Linked DNA regions of Homo sapiens: region 1 is linked to region 2. Evidence: read pairs that join two places in POLR2A ChIA-PET (ENCODE). Cell type or tissue: MCF 10A. All regions are shown on one strand. Links, peaks and the distances in the headings refer to the core of each region. The heading gives the core; the rest is flanking DNA. Region 1 overlaps RNF8 (ring finger protein 8). Region 2 overlaps SLC26A8 (solute carrier family 26 member 8).

Region 1 (2,915 bases), core at 328-2,827, 1.4 Mb after region 2:
TACCTAAAGTGCAGATATACAAGCACCGAGGAATGTGATGAAAATACAGACTATGAGGTGAGAGAAATTCTAACATAAACAGTTAATGTTTAGGAAGTATAACATGTCTTTAAGTGCCATTTCATATTGCTTCACTGCCCCAGTTAGGATTTTAAAGGTACCATTAGAAGGGAGGGTATCCCACAGGTCTGCCTGCCATCCTCATATTGCGTGCATAAAACTGCTAGATTTAAGCTGTTGGAAAGTATCTTCCTGCTCTAGAATTAAGTTGAGTTGGCACTGTATTGAAGGAGACAGTACATAAATGCTAAGTAAATCAGTTCAGCACTTTTAGCAAGGCACCATGAGCAGGATAAAAATTGGCACTGAGATTATCTACTTTAACCCCTTATGTAGACAGATGAATCTGAGGCCCAGAGAGATAAACTGTCTTGCCCAAAGCCTTCTCTATAATGAGCCAGGACTTAAGTTTCTCTGCTATGCCCTGTGTCAAGTATCAGTAAAGTATGTAAGCAATTTGCTATACTGGCTTTATGACGTCAAACAATTAATTATGCATATTTAAAATATAGCTGCAAGGTTTTAAAGCCTCTGTAATAGCGTATATCAAAACAGCTTAGGAAAAGATGTTTTCCTCATCAGAGTAGGCTGTATGAGAGTTAGGATTACAATATTATAGAGGTGAGTTCTCTGCTGCTGCTTTTCTTAATTATGTGCAGTGTAGATGTGATCCACTTATGGGATTAGCAGATTTTCATAGGTTGGGAAGCCAACAGCTGATCAACTTCAGTGTTATTTGAATTTCAACCACAGGGATACAGAGGCAGCCTGTGCAAGATCAGATCATGACTGTGCTCCGGGCTCACTCTCCAGTGTTTGCTTTGTACCCTTCCTTCTAGGGTTGCTGTTATCATATGATTCTTCTCAGGTCTCAGTCAGGCAATAGAGAGGAAAGATAGGTTTCTTAACAACCTGTTTAAACTTTTTAGCTGTGATTGTTTGTGAGATAACTGATTTAATTTTAAGAGAAGCTAGGACTGGGGTGTTTTGATGGAACAATTCTTACAAGTAAATCCCCCCTGCCCCCTGCACTTTTCTTTTGACTACAGATGCCCCCTTTCTGGCTTCCTCCTGGCATGATGCCATGGCAGCCCTCTTCTGCTGATAAGAGACCTGAATTTCAGCTGTAGGGTATTATTGCTGTGGTTGTGTTTGAAGTCATTTGCCAAATCTTTTTCAAGAGATAGGTGTTTCTAACAAGTTAAAAACTCAGAGCTGCATTCTCTTATCTGCTGGAATGGCCAGAAAGTGAGAGCTTAAGTATAGATACAAAAATTGCAAGAAATGTTATTTTGGTTTAAAATTGGCTTAAAATATAGAAAAAAACCTTGGAGGACAGCTAAGTCTGCACACAGTATGAGGATGGTTCTAGTTGTGTAGGTTTTGGTCAATTCATAAGCTTTTCAGATGGCCCGTCCTTTGTATTGGTATCCAGCTCTTTCAGAAAATTGGTTGTTTTAAAGTCACAGTATGAAATGCCTTAGAGGTTCAGTCACGTCTTACTTGAGCCTTTCCCATTCTTACCCTCCTCTCCTGTTGCTTTTCACCTGCTGCCTGGTGATTCCTACCTTTGTTCTTCTGCAGACTCTGGCATTTGAAGTCCCTGTTGAGTGTACTCTTACGTGAACAAAGTTTGCTGTTTGGGACAGTTCAGCTTCTGGTCCTCCAGCAACTAGAGCAGTGGTTATCAACCCTGTTTCCAGTTTTTACTCTCACCTGGGGCACTTTTTAAAAATACTGATGGTAGTACAATAAAAGCGTTCATTCGTCAAAAAACACCATTAAGAGAGTAAAAGGCAAACTCAGAGGAAGATGTTTGCTACACATTATAGTCAATGAAGGGTTTATACTGAGGTATCTGCAGAACTCCAATAAGAAAAAGACAGATATGCCCTATTTAAAAATGAGCAAGAGACAAGCACTTCACAAAAGGTTCTATCCAATGAAAAGTTGTTCAACCTCATTAATAATCTGGGGAATTTAAATTAAAACCATAATGGAATACCTCTACACATTCACCAGAGTGGCTAAAATTGAAGACTAGTGATGCCAGGTATTGGTAAGGATATGGAGTGATAGAATGTTCTTACCCTTCTGTTGGGAGTGTAAATTGGTACAATTTGGGAAATTATTTGGCATTATTCATTAAAGTTGAACATACATATAGCTCTTGACACAGTATTTTCACTCCCCGGGAAACAGCCCAAATGTCCATCAACAGTAGAATGGATAAATTGTGGAATAATCTTATATTGAAACACTATACTATAGTGAATATGAATGAACTACTATATCTAATAACATGGATAAACCTCACATAATATTGAGTGAAAGAAGGCTGGGCGCTGTGGCTCACGCCTGTAATCCCAGCACTTTGGGAGGCCGAGGCGGGCGGATCACGAGGTCAGGAGATCGAGACCATCCTGGCTAACATGGTGAAACCCCGTCTCTACTAAAAATATAAAAAATTAGCCAGGCGTGGTGGCGGGTGCCTGTGGTCCCAGCTGCTCTGGAAGCTGAGGCAGGAGAATGGCATGAACCTGGGAGGCGGAGCTTGCAGTGAGCCGAGATCAGGCCATTGCACTCCAGCCTGGGGGACAGAGCGAGACTCTGTCTCAAAAAAAAAAAAAAAAAAAAATTGAGTGAAAGAAGACAGACACAAAAGAATACATATTATATGATGCCATTTATACAATGTTTAAAACCAGGCAAAATTTACATGTGCTGTTAAATCTGGATAGTAGTCACTTTATTGCCAAGGTGGCTACTGACTAGAAGGAGACACACAGGGGTTTCTGGGATGCTGATAATGTGGGGTTTGTTTTGTTTTTGACCTTATGGTAGTTACACTAAGA
Region 2 (2,915 bases), core at 181-2,680:
GAAAATATGACAAAATAGGTTCTGAGGATAAAAGAAGGAAAACCATCCAAAGGCACAAATCTCAAAAGAGGTGTGCAAATCTCAAAAGAAGCACTCAAACACCATGAGTGTTCAGGATGTTCAAACCTGAGCCATCACCAAGAGGGAGACAGAGTGCTGTAAACTGGGATAAGCTGGCTAAAAAGGAATATTATACTTATGAGGCATTAAACAATGACATCAATATGGTTAGCTGTGCACTTAAACTGTCTGTACCATATAGGAGGAAGACAAAAGAGAACTGTTAGAGAAACCCAAGAGTAGAAAAGAAGTCAGGACCCGGGGACACAGCTTTTGAAGGGAAAATCATCCTTGTCCTTTTCACCTGATGATGTGTCAGTGAGGAAGGAAGTGGGGAAGACCCTGCAGGTACTGGACAGCCAGCCCCAAGTTTGAGGTGTCATTTCATCCCAACGTCTTCAAACTGGAGTACAAGACAGCCCAGTGCCTTTTACAGTGCTGGCTCAGATCAGCTGAACTGTGGAGAATTCCTGGTGAGCTGCTTTTTTTCTGAAGCATTCAGACCTATTCCTTGAAGAGATTTGCAGCTGACTCCCAGGATGTTCTGGGAGTTACTGGGCGTGGCACAGATTGCTGTTTCAGTGAAGTTCAGAGTGTCCTGTTTTTCATTTCTTGAGAAATAATAATGTTTTATGCTTACCAAACCAACCGCAGCTCAATACATCAGAATTGGTTCATTTTAGGCTGGGCATGGTGGCTCACGCCTGTAATCCCAGAGCTTTGGTAGGCCGAGGTGCGCGGATCACTTGAGGTTAGCAGTTTGAGACCAACCTGGCCAACATGGTGAAACCCCGTCTCTACCAAAAATACAAAAATTAGCAGGGCGTAGTGACACATGCCTGTAGTTCCAGCTATTCAGGAGGCTGAGGCAGGAGAATCTCTTGAACCTGGGAGGTGGAGGTTGCAGTGAGCCAAGATTGTGCCACTGCACTCCAGCCTGGGCAACAGAGTGAGGCTCCATCTCAAAAAAGAAAAAAGAAAAAAGAATTGGTTCATTCTCTTTTTATTTTGATTGACCTTATATTGTACTGCCTTTGGTGTCCAAGGCTCTGGTGGCCTAGCAGTCTCATAGCAGCTGATCAGTGACTAACAGAATTCAATCAGGATCAGGGTGGGGTTGGGATGGTAGGAGGGGGATCAGAGCTCCTGCCAAGGCCTCCTCAGTACTTACCTGTCTTAATACGACTAACCCCCGTGAATCCACGTAGTGTACCATGGAGAAATCCAGGATGATGGTGTGGACACTGGGCAGTAGAGACGCATCTGAGTAAGGGATGAGTGATCTCCTCCCCTGGCTTTCCGCCACATCAGGCAGTCCTGGTGAGCTGTTTCTTGATGAGTTATTAGGAAGCCAAACTTCCTCCACCTCCTCATACTGTTGCCCTTGATTTTTCTGAGACACGGACGATACTGTGTATGGCACTTGGTCTTCGGATGCAGTTTGGCTTGTGTTCATGCTCTCAAAATGTGAGCAGTGAATCAGGTTAATGGAGGATGCTTCGGGATCCAGTTTATTTTCAAATCGCTCTGTGTAAAGAATCTGGGACGACAGAGTTAAGGGAGGGCTGTGGTAAGACACCAACAAGGGCCGGAAGGACTTGCAACGATGCTATTTCTTGTCTCTGCCAGCTCATGTCCCTCTCTCATGAAACTTCTCCCGAGAGTAGGTACTGTGCATTTTTTACTTGGATATCTGTCACTTCAAGCTCACAACTGAAGCCCCCACAGTCATCTTTCCTCATCTTCACCACCCACGACACCCCCCTCCCAACTTCTGATGTTCATCACTGTCCCAGTGAGCCAGACTTAAAACATCTTTTACTCCTTTTCCTCATGCTTGGGTCCTAGTTAGTCTCCAGTGCCTACTAATACTTTGTGTGAAGTATTTTTTTCCCATCAGTCCCTTGTCTCAGCACCCTCTTCCTTCATCAGTGCAACAGTCTCCTTTCAGACTTCCTTAAGACAAAAAGCACTTGAAGGCTGGGTGCAGTGGCTCATGCCTATAATTCTAGCACTTTGGAAGGTCAAAGCAGGTGGATCCCTTGAGCTCAGCAGTTTGAAACCAGCCTGGGCAACATGGCAAAAATCTGTCTCTACAAAAAATACAAAACAATAAAAAATAAATAAGAATAAAAATAGCTGGGCGTGTCAGTGAGCCTGTAGCCCCACCTACTGGGGAGGCTGAGGTGGGAGGATTGCTTGAGCCTGGGAGATGAAGGTTGCAGTGAGCCAAGATTGCACCAGTGCACACTCCAGCCTGGGTGACACAGTGAGACCCTGTCGTGCCCCCCTGCCCCCTCCCCAAAAAAAGCTGGCACACGCCTATTGTCCCAGGTACTCAGGAGGCTGAGGTGAGAGGATCGCTTGAAGCTGGGAGGTTGAGGCTGCAGTGAGCTGTGACCACACCACCACACTCCAGATTGAGCAACAGAGCAAGACCTTATGTCCAAAAAAAAAAAAAAAAAAAAAATTACATGAGCAAGGCTGTCTTTACCACTGCTGTCAACCTCCTAAAGGCCCAGACTGCCTGCTATAGCTTAAGGACAGTAACAAGGACCAGGAACACAATGATGTGCAGGATGCAAATGTGGACTCTGCATTTACAGGAACCAGACTCTACCTGGCAGTGTGCACACGTTCATTGAAGGGATAAGTAAGGCCAGGCATGGTGGCTCACACCTGTAATCCCAGAACTTTGGGAGGCTGAGGTGGGTGGATCATCTGAGGTCAGGAGTTCGAGACCAGCCTGACCAACATGGCGAAATTCCATCTCTACTAAAAATACAAAGTTAGCCAGGTGTGGTGGTGCATGCCTGTAATCCCAGCTACTTAGGAGGCTGAGGCAGGAGAATCGC

Evidence for each region. Peaks named below come from ENCODE experiments on the same cell type or tissue, not always from the same donor. Only the 100,000 strongest peaks of a DNase experiment are listed, where the experiment ranks them.
Region 1: POLR2A ChIA-PET joins it to region 2 with 5 read pairs; 2 of 35 experiments call an interaction of 5 or more read pairs at or near these places.

Annotation. Positions count from the first base shown.
Region 1 is chr6:37,361,502-37,364,416 of GRCh38, forward strand. The region is part of intron 2 of RNF8 (ring finger protein 8); the gene reads left to right. Among named protein-coding and RNA genes, the nearest start is that of RNF8, 9.0 kb to the left of the region's middle. In MCF 10A, for the core only: no CTCF peak of the experiment used is centred there; no DNase peak of the experiment used is centred there.
Region 2 is chr6:35,953,921-35,956,835 of GRCh38, forward strand. SLC26A8 (solute carrier family 26 member 8) reads right to left here. Exons shown (of 20, transcript NM_052961.4): 17 at 1,232-1,600. Among named protein-coding and RNA genes, the nearest start is that of SRPK1, 34 kb to the left of the region's middle. In MCF 10A, for the core only: a CTCF peak has its summit at 2,265 (motif pointing left); a DNase peak (open chromatin) is centred at 1,341.